2 separate regions of the Homo sapiens genome follow, and region 1 is linked to region 2. A link is a loop called in an ENCODE intact Hi-C map of the cell type or tissue named here. Cell type or tissue: OCI-LY7. All regions are shown on one strand.

The links. Hi-C counts contacts between places; a loop is a spot of excess contacts. Peaks named below come from ENCODE experiments on the same cell type or tissue, not always from the same donor. Only the 100,000 strongest peaks of a DNase experiment are listed, where the experiment ranks them.
Region 1: it touches region 2 in a loop (7-fold over the local background); 7 of 110 quality-filtered maps call a loop at or near these places.

What each region holds. Positions count from the first base shown.
Region 1 is chr13:29,365,837-29,373,836 of GRCh38, reverse strand. All of the region lies in intron 8 of MTUS2 (microtubule associated scaffold protein 2), which reads right to left. Among named protein-coding and RNA genes, the nearest start is that of MTUS2-AS1, 120 kb to the left of the region's middle. In OCI-LY7, CTCF peaks have their summits at 4,316 and 4,518 (motif pointing right); a DNase peak (open chromatin) is centred at 4,596; H3K27ac peaks cover 267 bases.
Region 2 is chr13:29,468,577-29,476,576 of GRCh38, reverse strand. All of the region lies in intron 9 of MTUS2 (microtubule associated scaffold protein 2), which reads right to left. It overlaps MTUS2-AS1 (MTUS2 antisense RNA 1), which reads left to right. Exons shown (of 3, transcript NR_046378.1): 3 at 1-62. Among named protein-coding and RNA genes, the nearest start is that of MTUS2-AS1, 15 kb to the left of the region's middle. In OCI-LY7, CTCF peaks have their summits at 3,810 and 4,018; DNase peaks (open chromatin) are centred at 4,036 and 4,776.

The sequences.
Region 1 (8,000 bases), 100 kb after region 2:
CTAAATAGTTTTAAATTGTGTTCTAAGCATTTTGAATATTACATCATAAGACTCCTCTGGGCCTTGCTTAAATCTAATGAATAATCAGCAGCAGGCAGTCAGTGAGGTAGAGTTCAGGTTATCAGTTCCATCCAGCCTTCTGTAAGTTGTGCTTCCAAAGTTAGCTCCGTTTTCAAAGCTTTTGAAGTACTATTAGGATCCATACCTCATGTGCCTCCCACAATGGCCAGTCTAGCACTCTGGTGATGGTTTGCTCTGTAGTTCAATTCTCAAAGTCCGTGTATGCTGTTAGGATGAGATTCACATACAGCTCAGGGGTGAGCCCAGGGGTTCAAAAACAATTTAAGGGGTCATTTTCCCACGTTCCTCCTTTGCCTCAATATCTGCTATCCTTTCCAGTTCCCTGGGTGCCCCCCTTGTTAGTCCTCGAGCCAAAAAGCTGGGCCTTTAGTTACCCTGCTCTATGCACTTTTCACAACTGCACTCCTGTTTGTGGACAGATGGTATGTGTACATGGAGATAATAAAAACAGGGACCACAGCTCCTGCAAGCAAATGGGAAAGTTTCCTTCCCTTACAGTTTCCCTCTGGCAGGTTGGTGCTACCACCACTGCAAGGCTACACAGATTAGGGTATGGGGAAATGAAGAAGAAAAATGAGACTTCATTAGCTGTCTCTGAGTTCTAGGAGTTCCCTTTCCCACTTCTCGAGTCAGACCTAAAAAGTTTCTCCTGGAGCTCTTTCTGTCCAGGTCCAGGTGACCACTTCCAGGTTTCAAGCTGAACTGACTTCAAGTCAGAGAATACTGGAAAGAAAAACTTGTATGTTCACCACTAATTTTATGATACTTTCAATTCAACTCTTCTTTCTAATCTGCCCACTGCATATCCTTTTAAGTTCTCAAATAGCTGCTTGATGCATTTGGTCCAGTTGTTTGTAGCTGAATTTAGTGGGAGAAGAAGGGTGGAGTGTGCTTCCTCCCTCTTACCCTGAACTGGAACTCAACTGAGATCTTTCGGATCCCTTGCTTAGTTTGTGTGTTGGGTCTTCATATAAGTAATGGTCATTCTGAGGAGCTTCTATTGATGATAACATACATATGGATCTGAAGAAGAAAAAAAATCCAGATCATATAAAGAAGAAAAATATTTGGGTTATCTTAGGTATGAAAATTAGCTTTGGCCTTCACTTTTGAGGGAAACATAGCAGCTTGTGGCTGTCACTTAATAACCACCTGCTGTAACACCTGAATATCTTTCATGGCTTTATCTGGGCATGGTGGATGTTCTTCTGTGGATGGGTGTTTGTCACCAGGTGTAGGTAGAGTGTTGATCTTCTGGTCAACCTTATAGTTAATCTTAACATATAATAATTGTTACCTAGGATCTGGTAATTTAGGGCAGCAAGAAATCAACAAGGTACTAGTCCATGCCCTTTCACTCATGGTGTCAAATTGTTCAATGGAGCTTGGCTTATCATTGCAGATACTGAATGCTGTTCTTCATTGTCACAAGTCAGACATCTCAGCATGAGGTCAAGATGCTATTTTGCATTGATATTTTGGTCTGTTGGTGCTGCTAGACGTGATAAATCAATTTCACGTCTTTGTCAATAGAATACCAAAGCAAGAAAAGTGGCAGGTGCACACTAGATTTGGAGGCAGGGGACCCTCGTGAAGTCTTTCCCCAGCCAGCTTTATTGAGGTACAATTGATGAATAAAATTTCTATAAATTTAAGGTGTACAAAGTGCTATTTTGATACACATCTACACTGTGAAATGATTACCACAATCAAGCTAATTAACACATCCATCACCTCACAGTTACCTTTTGTGCTTGTGTGTGTGTGTGGGGGGGGGGGCGGGGGTTGAGGACACTTAAGATCTACTCTCTTAGCAAATTTCATGTATACAGTACAGAATTATTAACTGTAATCACCATGCTGAACATTAGGCCTCCAGAAATTATCTGCACAAAGTCTTGATTCTACAGCTTATTGATCATGAGACCTATGGCAAGGAACAACTTCTCTTCCTCTGTTTCTTTACCTGGAAAACAGGAATACTAAGAGTTCTCCTGCCTATCTTTTGGCAGTGCTGAGAAGATCAAAGGAGGTGTTTTGAAACAATTAGGTGGGATATTTGATTGGAATTTTCTTAAAGGGAAGTCCTATGTCATATCCATTCTATTATTTGGAGAACTACCAGGTTTTTCAGAAACATTTTATGAATAAAATAATAAAATATTATTTGATCAAGGCAACCTGAGTTATCTATAACATGGGTATCAAAATACCTTCATCAAAAGGTTAATGTGAAGAGGCCGGGCACAGTGGCTCACGCCTGTAATCCCAGCACTTTGGAAGGCCGAGGCAAGCAGATCGCCTGAGGTCAGGAGTTTGAGACCAGCCTGGCCAACATGGTGAAACCCCATCTCTACTAAAAATACAAAAATTAGTTGGGCATGGTGGCGGGCGCCTGTAATCCCAGCTACTCAGGAGGCTCAGGCAGAAGAATCACTTGAACCCAGGAAGCAGAGGTTGCAGTAAGCTAGGATCACACCACTGCACTCCAGCCTGGGCAAGAGAGCGAGACTCCATCTCAAAAAAGGGGGGGGGGGTGGTTAATGTGAAGATATTAAATGAAATAATATGCATTAAAAAATAAAAAGCATATCAGTGCTCAGAATACATCAGGTGTTTACAATTATTTTTCCTCTAAATCCTGGAAGCTTTTCAGCAGATTTTTGAGGTTGAAGAAACAGGACTCTCAGAACTGCAATAATTGAACATCACCTGAGCACACAAGTCACTGGAACCCAATAGAATCAGCCTAAAATATCAATAGTTACCTTCATGTTTCTTATGTTTTCTTGAAGAACAGACTCCTTTATCATTATGTGTCCCTCTTTATCTGCGGTAATCTTGTTCTACAGTCTGCCTTGTCTGAAATTAATGGAGCTATTCCAATTTTCCTTTGATTAGTGTTAGCATGGTGTATGTTTCTCCATCCCTTTACTTCTAATTTGAGCTATATATTCAAATTGGTTTTTATTTTGGTGGACAATATATAATTGGGTGTTATCTTAGTCCATTTTCTGATTCTATAACAGAATACCACAGACTGGGTAACCCATAAAGGAAGGAAGTTTATTTTGTTCACAGTCTGGAGGCTGGGAAGTCCAAGAGCATAGCACTGGCATCTGGTGTAGCTTATTCCATGGCAGAAGGGAGGATGGAAGGCAAAAGTGAATGCATGACACGGAGGGACAAGATAGGAGCCAAATATATCAAGAGTCCACTCCAGGATAATGCCATTAATCCCTTAATGAGGGTGTAGCCTAATCACTTCTTTCTTTCTTTCAAGAGACAGGGTCTCCAGCTATGTTGCCCAGGCTGGAGTGCAGAGGCTATTCACGGGTGCAATCATAGAGCACTATAGCCTTGCATCCTGGGCTCAAGTGATCCTCCTGCCTCAGCCTCCTGAGTAGCTGTGACTACAGATGCACACCACCACACCCAGCCGAATCACATCTTAAAGGCCCTACCTCCTAATACTGTTACAATGGCAATTAAGTTTCCAATACATCAACTTTTGGGGGACACATGCAAACCATAGCACGTTTTTTAAAAAACCATTTTCTCTCTCTCTTTTAGAGATGAGGTTTTGCCATGTTGCCCAGGCTGGTCTCAAACTCCTGGGCTCAAGCGATCCACCCACCTCAGCCTCCCAAAGTGCTGGGATTATAGGCATGAGCCACTATGCCTAGCCAGATCTCTATCTTTTAACTGGGGCTGTTTAGACCATTCACATTAAAAGTGATTATGGATATCTTTGAATTACTATTGACCATCTTTGTAATTATTTTCTATTTATTGCACTTGTTTGTTTCTTTTTTCCTTTCTTTTTCTTCCTCCTTCATGCTTTTAAAATAAATACAGAATTCTGACCCTGAGTTTTAACCTGAAACAAAAATTGGGGAAATATTATTGAAGAAGAATTTGAGAAATAATATCACCTCCTATCTATTTTGTCAGCATAATACTTATGATAAATCTTTGTTCTCAAGAGAATACTGTCGTGTAATAGAGTTTCACTATTTTGGATTTTAAATGTTTTTCTTTCTTCTCCTGGGAGGGCAGAAGTGATGTGTTTTTACTCTCTCCAGGGACTGGATCACAGGTATACACTTTTACTGTTAGGTTTGTGCCATATATAATTGCTTTTATGAATTACCTCATAGGCAAACTGCTTGCAGTGTACCACATAAATCTTATTCTTGCTGTTTTAGTGATTTGATGGTCAGGAATAAAATGAAAAATGAAAGGAGCTGAGCTGTGTGTTCTTAATTTCAAACCTCGTTTCAATCAGGTTTGTGGAATAGGCAGGACTGTAGTTGACACTTTAGGGAGCCAAAGGGAGGAGAGCGGCATTTGCTTTCTGTAAAACTCTCTGGAATTTAAGGTAATACTTGACATGAGTTCTTTTCTCCGGGCACAGATTTTCATTTCTAGACAATGTCCTGTAGATGGTGCCATTGCCACTCCTCACAGGGTAGAAGAACGGGCTTCTCTACGGGCTGAAACGAGGCAGAACTTTGCTAAATAAACCGTTTGATAATAGAGGAACCAGGAAAAGCTGGTTGTCCTTACCTCTTTACAGATACTCTTGCCAAACTGCCAAAGTCTAGGGTACTTCCTCATTCTGTAACCTTTTTTTTCCCGCTGCCTGGTACCTGGTATCTGTAACCTTTTCTTCTGCTGTCTGGTTCCTGGTATTGTAAATCACTCTCACCTGTCAGAGATGCCCCCTCCGTTTGGCTTCTGAGAGGTGGGATTCTCCCCTTTCCTGCAACCCCTCTCACCAGCTCCTCTCTCTCCTTGCCAGGCCTACTGCTCCTTACCTGGCCCCATGAAGGATGCACAGGCATTTCCCAAGATGCTGTCCCAGGTCAGCTTCCCTCCTCTGCATACACCCTCCTGTGAATCTCATCCCTTTCACATCACTGTATGTAAACCACCCCGAGCTTGCTTCTCTAGAGCCTCCCTTTTCTCTCCTGACATCTACACCTCTGCTTAATTCCCTCATGGAGATCTCAGCATTACCAAAGAGAAAGAGTCCCAGAAATCAACACAGGGGGCTGTACCAGCTCTGGAGGGATGCAGGATGGTAGGAAGCATAAAGTACATTATTTTTTTGAATTATTTTTTATGGATACATATTTATACCTATGTATGGGGTGTATCTGATATTTTGATACATGCATTGAATGTTTAATGATCCAATCAGGGAATTTAGGATATTCGTCACCTCAAACATTTATCATTTCTTTGTGGTGGAAATGTTTCAAATCTTCTCTTCTGGCTATTTTGAAATATAACAATATATTGTTGTTAATACAGTCACCCTACTATGCTATCAAACATTAGAACTGATTCTTTCTATCTAACTGTAAGCATTAACTAAATTAATGTAAAAGAAGCAGCAATTCAGAGCCACCTTGCACTTCCTGGAGAGGATGGGTGGGACACAGGGTACTGTGTCCCACCTGCTGTCCCAGGGGGTGGGACAGGTGATACATGGGTTAGAAGCAGATTCTGGGGCTGGGTGCAGTGGCTCACGCCCATAATACCAGCACTTTGGGAGGTCGAGGTGGGCAGATCACGAGGTCAGGAGATCGAGACCATCCTGGCTAACATGGTGAAACCCTGTCTCCACTAAAAATACAAAAAATTAGCCGGGTGCGGTGGCAGGCACCTGTAGTCCCAGCTACTTGGGAGGATGAGGCAGGAGAATGGTGTGAACCCGGAAGGTGGAGCTTGCAGAGAGCCGAGATAGCGCCACTGCCGTCCAGCCTGGGTGAAAGAGTGAGACTCCATCTCAAAAAAAAAAAAAAGAAGTAGATTCTAGGAGGAAAAAAAAGAAAAGCTACAGGTCCCTTGGCATTGCTTTATTTTTCCCTGGACTTGAGGGCTCATTGATGCATACAATGTACAGTTCCGGAGCAGATTTCTTCAAAGGAACCCATGACCCCTTTAAACATTTCTGAGCTGTATATGCACATAATTCCTAGGTTCTCAGCAGTTTGTGATTTCTGTGTGGGTGTTGCTGGGGCTGGGGTGGGGTGGGTTCATCCTTTATCGTCTGGGCATCTTGAATCCACTTAGTTGTCAGGTTCACAGCCTCAGGCTCTGTATCTGCCCTCTCCTTTCCATCGGGACCCCAGGTCCCCCTGACCCTTCTCACCTCTTGCCTGGATTTTTATTCCACTGGCAGAGATGTGCTTTCCCTACCTGGGGTTTTCTTGCTGCCATCCATCTCAAACTGCGTTAATCTTCCTAAAACACAGCGCTGCAGCTGCTGTCCAAAACTCAGGGCCTCCTGCCTGCCTCCACCAGTGCCTCCTCTCTTTTATTTAAGATTCAAGGCCCTGAACTCTTCAGCCTCATTCCCCACCATCATCATCACCAAAGCTTTAGGCAAATTAGACTCTTCACCTTCCACAGAGTGGTCCTGCCCTCTCCCCACACTGCACCGCTCTCTGCTCAAGTTCTTCCTGCTGTCCCGGAAGGCCCAATTCCTCCACCTTTGCCTGCTGAGGTCCTATGTGATCCTTGGCCCATTTCACAAGCCACGTTCCTCTCTCAAGGCGCCCCTACCCCAGGTACCCTGCCTGCTTGACAGGCTTCACAGTCCACTCTGTTGTCCATGATTTCAGTGAGCATCTCTTCCCAGAACTGGAACTCAGGGGCCGAGATGTGGTTTTCAAGTCATCCATTTACCAAGCGGATGGACCATAGACAGAATGATTAGGATGGACCATTCCCTATCTTTGGAATTGGAGATGATTCAGAGTGTGTGTGTATTAAGGAGGAGGCAGAGGGATGCAGACACAGGGAGGGAGGCTCACATCACAAACTGCTACAGGAGATGAGGTGCTGGTTTTAGGCCCACATAAGAAGGTACTCCAAGAGCCACCAGGTCTCTTAACTCCTGCTAGAAACCAGACGCCAAAGGAACCAAGGAGAGGGCTCAGCCTTGACAGGCAACTACTGGAGGGCTATCTCTCTCCCTGTCTCTCTTTGCACTTGGTGGTGTCCCCAAGGAATAATATGCTAGAAACAGACTCATGATTCAGATGCTCCACAAAGGTTTGTTATTTAAATGATTTTTCCCAAAGAGAATAATCTAACTTATATTTTCAAAACCGTGATGGTCCCATACCAGGTATGCTTAGAGTGGGCCGCAGGGATCAATAGGCATACTCTACCCCCTGAGGAAGGGCAGAGCACTTTCTGGTGCTTAAGTGTCATGCTCTACCAACTGAGCTAGCGGGCGATGATTTTCTGGTATTTAAATGATAACGCTTGATATGGTTTGGCTGTGTCCCCACCCAAATCTCATCTTGAATTGTAGCTTCCACAATTCCCACATGTTATGGGAGGGACCTGGTGGGAGGTAACTGAATCATGGGGGTGGGTCTTTCCCATGCCATTCTTGTGATAGTAAGTCTCACAAGATCTGATGGTTTTATAAAGGGGAGTTTCCCTGCACAAGTTCTCTTCTCTTCTCTGCCGCCATGTGAGATGTGCCTTTCACCTTCTGCCATGATTGTGAGGCCTTCCCAGCCACGTGGAACTGTGAGTTCATTAAACCTCTTTCTTTTGTAAATTGCCCAGTCTCAAGTATGTCTTTGTCAGCAGTATGAAAACGGACTAATAGAACAACCCACAGAGTCAGAGGCACTGAATTAAATCACAGAGCCTGGGCCTGACAGCCCCTTCATTATAGTCTTGTCCTTGAAACTGGACCCTTAGTAACTCCATTTTATAGAAAAACTGAGGTCTAGGAAAGTGAATAAACTCATCTCTCGCAGGGAAGAGGTTCTGGGGCTGAGAAAACCATATCTCCTCTTGTTAGAGAGTCATGATTTTTGAATATTGTCTTTCCTTTGACTTGTGTTTAGTTGGAGGGGAGTTTACAGCATTTATTTTCAAATAAG
Region 2 (8,000 bases):
TACTTAAATGGGTGGGTTGTATGGTATGTGAATTATATCTCAATAAAATTTTTACCAAAAGAGAGGAAGAACATTTTTAAAAAACTAACATAACATGGAATATATCTCAGAGGATAAATTTAGATGTTTTTATAGAAGGAAAGTTCATATTCTGATTTTAAAACTCTAGATAACAATGGTGAAGATAAATGCTGGCAAAATAAAACAATGAAAACCCTACCACAACACTGTTGTATATACAAACACACATACATATATACATATATGGATATCCAGTCATGCATTGCTTAATGATGGGGATACGTTCTGACAAATGCTTTATTAGGAAATTTCATCATTGTGCAAACATCATGGAGTGTAGGCATAGCCTACTACCCACCGAGGCCATATGGTGTAGCCTACTGTTCCTAGGCTACAAACCTGTAGAGCATGTTACTGTACTGAATACTGTAGGAAGTTATAACACAATGCTAAGTATTTGTGAATCTAATCATATCTACACATTAACAAGGTACAGTTAAAATACGGTATAAAAGATAAAAAACGGTACACCTGCACGGGGTACTTACCATGAATGAAGCCTGCAGGACTGGAGGCTCCTCTGGGTAAGTCAGTGAATGATGAGTGAATGTGAGGGCCTACGACATGACTGTACACTACTATAGACTTTAGAAACACCATACACTTAGGCTACACTAAATTTATTTAAAAAAATTTTTCTGTGCTCAAGATAAGTTAACTTCAGCTTACCATAACCGTTTTACTTGACAAACTTTTTGATTTTTTCAAACTTTTTGACTCTTTTGTAATAACACTTAGCCTAAAATGCACATACACTGTAAAGCTGTTCAAACATGGTTTTTCTTTATATCATTATTCTAAAAGCTTTTTTCTATTTTTAAAATTTTTATTTACTTTTTTACTTTTTAAGCTTTTTTGTTAAAAACTAAGACACAAATGCATATATTAGCGTAAGCCTACACAGGCTCAGGACCATCAATATCTCCATCTTCCAACTCCACATCTTGTCCCACTGGAAGGTCTTCAGGGGCAGTAACATCCATGGAGCTGTCATCTCCTAGGAAAACAATGCCTTCTTCGGCAGTACCTCCTGAAGGACCTGCCTGAGGATGTTTTGCAGTAAATTTTGTTTTATAATAAATAGAAGGAGCACCCTCTAAAATAATTATAAAAATATAGCATAGTAAATACATAAACCAGTAACAAAGTCATTTATATTATCAAGTATTATGTACTAAACATAATTATATGTGCTAGACTTTTATACGATTGGCAGCACATTAGGTTTGTTTATACCAGCATCACCACAAAGATGTGAGTAATGCATTGTGCTATGAGGCTCTGACGTCACCGGGTGATAGAAATTTTTCAGCTGCATTATAATCTTGTGGGACCACCTTTGTACATGAGGTCTGTTGTTGACTGCAATGTTGTTATGTGGTGCATGGCTGTACATGGAACCTAGGAATCATTCTTACCACTTCTTAGCTAGAGATACATTGAGCACATAAAACTCAAATGAAAATAATAAGAAAAATGCTAATCATTTATTTTGTTTTTAGAAAGTACTGTTTTGCATGGGAAAAAATTATTTATCACGTGCCAAGATCAGTAGCTTTAACTCCAGAAGATCAAGGCAATAAGTTGGCTTGTGTAGGTGGAATAAAACAGACAGAACACATATAAATGAATAAAAACAACTTATTCACATTGATGAAAAAATTAAATGACACATATCTTTTAATACAATAATTTCACAAGTGCACAAAAATCTGAGTCAAGGACAACCACTATAGCATAATTTGCCTTAGGGAACTAGTAGGGGGCTACTCAAATTATGATGAGTAGGTTGAATCCTGTGCCAATGGGATATAGATAACCAGTAAAAAAAATAAGGCAAATCTTTTTGTAGTATCATGGAATGACCTCCGTAATATATTGTTAAACCAAGAAAAGGCAACAAGCAAAACAGTGTAATTGTAAAATTACATTTGTGATAAAAAGTGTATCTATATTTCTACTCTTTCTCCTTTGGGAGGTTGGGTGCCAAGGTACAGGGATTCACTGTATGTTGAATTCCTGTCATGATATATATTTCATTAAATCCCTGTTTATTGTTTGCATGACTTAGAAGTAAAAAGATTTTTAAAATTATTGTCATAATTAAAGAGAAGTCTGGGTTTTCAAAAGTTCTGGTAAAAGTTCAATTTCACTTAGTTTTATCCATGTCAGTGATAGGACGATTCATGGACCAGGCACTCTACTAGAGGCTCAGAAATGATTGGGTTTCATTCTAGGGCTGTCCCTGAACTGCACTGTTGTCTTAAATAAATCACAAACTGGGTACACCTCAGTTTTGCTGTCTATAAAGTGGCAAAGTAATCACTTTTTGCACATATAGCTCCAATCCCCAAATTCCCAATTGCTATTATAAAATGAGAGGTGATGCTTACATTCTTCCAATGGCTCTCTGTTGTAAGCCCTAGGCCTGTAGAAAATATTGGATAATAAGAGCAGCTGGCACCAGGGGAAATGGCTCCAATAATGGAGTCCCTAAAGAAATAAATATCCTGTTGCCTCTAGTAAACCTTCAGAAGTCTATCTATTTGGGCACTTTTCAGACAGAGATTAATGTAAGCTAATTTAATAGCATTAGACAACACCTGGAGTTTCACTTTCATTATTTATTTCTACTCACGTAAAAACATTTAATCCTTTAGAGTGAAAGGCAGACACCACTATCATAAACCCCTACAATCTAGGGAGCTGAGAAAATAAATATTCAAATAATCAGATTATGATTGGCCAAGAGAATATATCATTTCTAATTTATAAGCATAGATTTGAAAAGCAAAAGTAGGATTATAATCTGTTGTACAGTTTTAAATAACTGATGATTATTGACAATGAATAATACACACACATCTGATATAAAAATACCTAAAATATTATTAAAACTGCATTCTGAACATCCTCCGACATATATAATATATAAAGATATCAATCTACCAACTTCTTAGTGTAAACCAGTAAGATGTAGTGTGATCCTTGAAACAACAGCAGAGTAAAATTGCTGTTGGAACCATTTATAAGACAAGCTTAATTTCAACCACAGTTCATAAATTGAGTAGGAGAACACTCAGCGAGTAAGATCAATTTGCTCTCAACGACTGTCCCAAGTGTCTTCTGCATAATTGTAACTTTACATTGGTTTTCCAAAGAGGCAGCCAAAATAGGTGGTTACGGAACTAGACTGAAACAAAAGAGAACTATCTGGCTCTACAGCTCGTAATAAAATCTTAAATAAGAATATTATGTGGCCTTTTAGGTCATAGCAAATGCTTTATAATAGCTATAAAATAAATGATGAACCAATACTTTGTGTGTATATATAATATATATACATGTTACCATTATATATACACACATATAGTATATATTATTTACATATTTACATGCACATTATACATATTTAGGTCACTATAATAGTCACTATCATTACATACTGATGATAGACAATACCACAGTTAGATAAAAGATTAAGTTGTTTCTTCAAGAGATTGGGAGTAATTGAAAAGACAAAATAACTGTCAAGGACAAAATTTAATTTAAAAAATTACCCTTAATGTCACTACACAAAGAAAATGAAAATTTAAATTGTGTAATCCCTTCATAGCATTTCAGTGGTGTGAATTCTTAATATCCTGTTAGGAATTTCCCATGTCTTCCTACCTAACATTTTATGGCTACTTTATATTCTCATGTTCGTGTAACACAATTTATATTCTCTCATTATTGCACAATTAGTTTGTTTCCAAGATTTGCCATTATAGACAAATGCAACAAACATGTTCACCCATATATCATTTTGCTTTTTTCATTTAGGATACATTCCTAGGTGTAAAATTACATGGGATTAGATATTATGAGCATCTTTATGCAGTGTAGTTTTTCTTTTTTGGTGGCACAGATCCTTGTAACAAACCTGTGACCACCAGGCGGAGCTATGCTGCCTGAAAAATGCCCCCTGGTGGCAAATGTCTTTGTCCAAACCCGTTAGGTCACAGGAACATCCGCAAGGTGGTCAGGGTGGGTTGCATGAAACACAGCTGCCTGGGATCCCGGACACACTACCCTGTAGAGCCCTACTCTCTCTAATTACTGATTTTTGATGACAATGTTAAGAAGTGAGAAAGGAACGGCTGAAAATGAAGGATGAAAGTTCATGGACCATGGCTGGGCACGGTGGCTCACGCCTGTAATCCCAGCACTTTGGGAGGCTGAGGCAGGCAGAACACCTGAGGTCAGGAGATGGAGACCAGCCTGGCCATGGTGAAACCCCATCTCTACTAAAAATATAAACATTAACCAGGCTTGGTGGCACGTGCCTGTAATCCCAGATACTTGGGAGGCTGAGGCAGGAGAATCGCTTGAACTCGGGAGGCAGAGGTTACAGTGAGCCGAGATCATGCCACTGCACTCCAGCCTGGGTGACAGAGCAAGACTTCATCTCAAAAAGAAAAACAACAGAAAGTTCATGGACCAAGAGTGAAAGAACAGGAGTCACTGGGACTCTTGTCATCTCTGCAGGTCCCTGCAGCATCTCTCGGGCCTGGTGACCAAAAGGGAGCTGGCGCTGTGAAAATCACAGGTGGCATCTGCGAGTGCTTCCTGGGTGCCAAGCACCTGCCTCATACCGTTACCCACAGTAAGCCTACTAGGGGTCCCGTAAGTAGCCTAATCCATTTGCAAAGAGCAGGCAGGGGCTCAGAAAGAGGAACTAAGTGACCTAAGATCAATGTGTCGGGGGGGGCTGGGCCTGCAGAGCAGAGGCTGGAGCATAAGCTGAAGCCTCTCCTCTTGTCCACGCCTCCAGTGGGGGCCTCCATGATGCACCCGTGTGGTAATAGTGGGAGGGAGGACAATGCCTCACCATAGCTTCCTAAAAACAACCACTGTTGTAAACTGCAACACATCTCTTTACCTGTCTGTCTCCCGCAGCAGTGGGCAAGGACAGTTGCTATCCTCATTTTTGTATCTGTGTTCAGATAGGCAGGCCAACAGTCAATAAACTGGCGTTGACTTTATGTCATCTCTTGTGTGACAAGCATAGTTCTTGGCATAGTGGAGAACAGATGCTGTCATGGCGGGCAAACAAATGAGCAAAAAATGTAGGAAGCAAAATTTCATTTTATTTTATTATTATTATTATTATTTTTGAGATGGAGTCTCGCTCTGTTGCTGGAGTGCAGTGATGTGATCTTGGCTCACAACATCCTCTGCCTTCTGGGTTCAAGCGATTCTCCTGCCTCAGCCTCCCGAGTAGCTGGGATTACAGGCACGCGCCACCAAGCCCAGCTAATTTGTGTATTTTTAGTAGAGATGGGGTTTCACCATGTTGGCCAGGCCGGTCTCAAACTCCTGACCTCAAGTGAGCTGCCCGCCTCAGCCTCCCAAAGTGTTATGATCACAGGTGTGAGCCACCCCGCCCCGCCAGGAAGCAAAATTTCAGATAGTAAAAATTTTAGATAAGTGCAGTAAAGAAAGTGAAATAGAAGCAAGGCTAGGGAAAGACCGGGGAAAGGGGAAGGCAAGTTCAGCTGGGGTGGATAAAGAAGGCTGTTCGGAGAAGACACCATTCAAACAGACTTGAATGACAGAGAAGAATGTGGAGAGATGGGGAAAGGGAGTCCCAGTTAGAAGGAACTGCAAGTACCAAGGTCTTAAGATGGGAAAAATTCTAGCATACTGCGGAGAGAAAGACAACCAGTGGGGCCTGAGTGCCCATGGAGGAGAGCAGAAGGAGGTGAAGTTCCAGAGGAAGGTAGGGACTTATCATGCAGGGCCTGTGGCCCCTCAAAAGAGTTAGGGTTATGCTCAGGTAACAGTGGAAAGTCCCCAGAGAGTATCAAACGGGATAACAGGAACGAATGAAGCTTTTAAATCCCTCTGGTAGTTGCATGGAGAACAGACTGTAGGAGGCAAGGATGGAAGCGAGGCAATCAGTGAGGAGAATGTGTTTGGAGCCCAGGTGGTGAGATTCAGTGATGACTTGGACTCAGGCTGTTGCATGGGGAGGAATGGATTGATGGGGGATGCATTTGGGAGGCAAAGACAAATTGACTTGCTTATGGATGGGATGAGGGAGGTGCAGGACAGACAGTAATCTTACAGTGGAATTCCCCTCTGGGTCACAATCCTCAGGAAGGGCGTTTCTGGATGTTAGAGGTTGTCAGTTAGTATGAAAAATATAAAATTCAAGACTGCTAAATTTTGATAAGCCTTTCATGATTAGTGATAGTATCACCTGGTTCACATGCTGTGGTGTATTTTATACAGTACTGAGTTATTAAAAGCATGGAGCCTCAGGATGGACTCTAGTTATTAAACTCCCCCAGTGCGGTGGGGTAGGTTAATAGTTGTGTTTTTCTCCCTGAGGGTCTGTAAACAGTTTGTGAAAGGATATTTGAGATTTGGCTGTACTAAGGTGAAGGGCATTTTGGGCATTAGGAGTCTGGGATGGGATGTAAAAAATACATAAATATTTCTTATCAAGGTGGCATTTTAAAGGGCACTGATGTTTTCCTTCCCTGTGAGCCAAACTTTGAGAACACAGACCCCAAACTGGATGACTACAGAGGCCTCCAGATCCCCTAATCCATGTCAGGAGTGCTGCATTGAAATCTCACCCCTTCTTTCTTTTTTTTTTAAAAAAACTAAATTTTATTTATTTTTATTATTAATTTTTAGAGACAGGGTCTTGCTCTGTCACCCAGGCTGGAGTGCAGTGGCACAATCATGACTCACTGCAGCCTGTAACTCTTGGGCTCAAACGATCCTCCCGCTTTGGCCTTCCAAATTTCTGGGATTATGGGTGTGAGCCACTGCACCCAGCCTTCTTTCTTTCTTTCTTTCTTTTTTTTTTTTTTGAGACATAGTCTTGCTCTGTTGCCCAGGCTGGAGTGCAGTGGCGCGATCTTGGCTCACTGCAACTTCTGCCTCCCAGGTTCACGCCATTCTCCTGCCTCAGCCTCCCCAGTAGCTGGGACTACAGGCGCCCACCACCACGCCCAACTAATTTTTTGTATTTTTAGTAGAGACAGGGTTTCACTGCATTAGCCAGGATGGTCTCCACTCCTGACCTCGTGATCCACCAGCCTCGGCCTCCCAAAGTGCTGGGATTACAGGCGTGAGCCACCACGCCTGGCCGCCTTCTTTCTTAAAGAATTTACTGTACGCTGAATCCTGCAGGTCAGAGTTTCCCGATAAAGAGAGATTAGAAGGGGTGGGTGGAAAAAGTGAAAAGTCCAGGAAGGGGAGTGGTCACAGGAGGGAGAAGGACAAAGCAGAAGCCAGGCAGGAGAGGCGGGGCAGGAGCCTCTGGCCCAGGCTCCGTCCACACCAGCCATGGGAGCTTCAGCAAGGCACAGGCCTCTCAGGGGCCCAGCATTCTCATCCGTCAAACGAGGAGGTTGGGCACCTTCAGTATTCAGCCCCTTTCTGTCCTAGCATCCTAAAATTCTATGGGTATTGTGATGATGCAGGGGTATCTATTACATCCACTATTGTCTGTTAAAGCTAACAGGGAAAGGTGTACCAGTTTTTATTATAATTTCCTTCCAAAATGGGCCCCTGAAGAGATAAGCTTCAATTACAGGACAAACATGCTTTTGCAGAATCACTTCATGTCCCAGTGACATGAGGAATTCATAGCAATATCAATGCCTGGCATCTGTATGAGTTTCATAGTTTATAAAGGTTCTTAACACACAATATTAATTTGTTTAACCTTCACTGCATATTGCAAAGATGGGTGAAGCAGGCATTTTCCCCCTGATTTACTAGATGAAATAGAGGCTTGGAGGGGTTCAGTGACTCATCTAAGCTAACACAGCTAGAAAGAGACAAGCCAGGACTCAGTCCAGGTGTTCAAATCTCAGTAATGTGTGTGTGTGTGTGTGTGTGTGTGTATTTTGAGA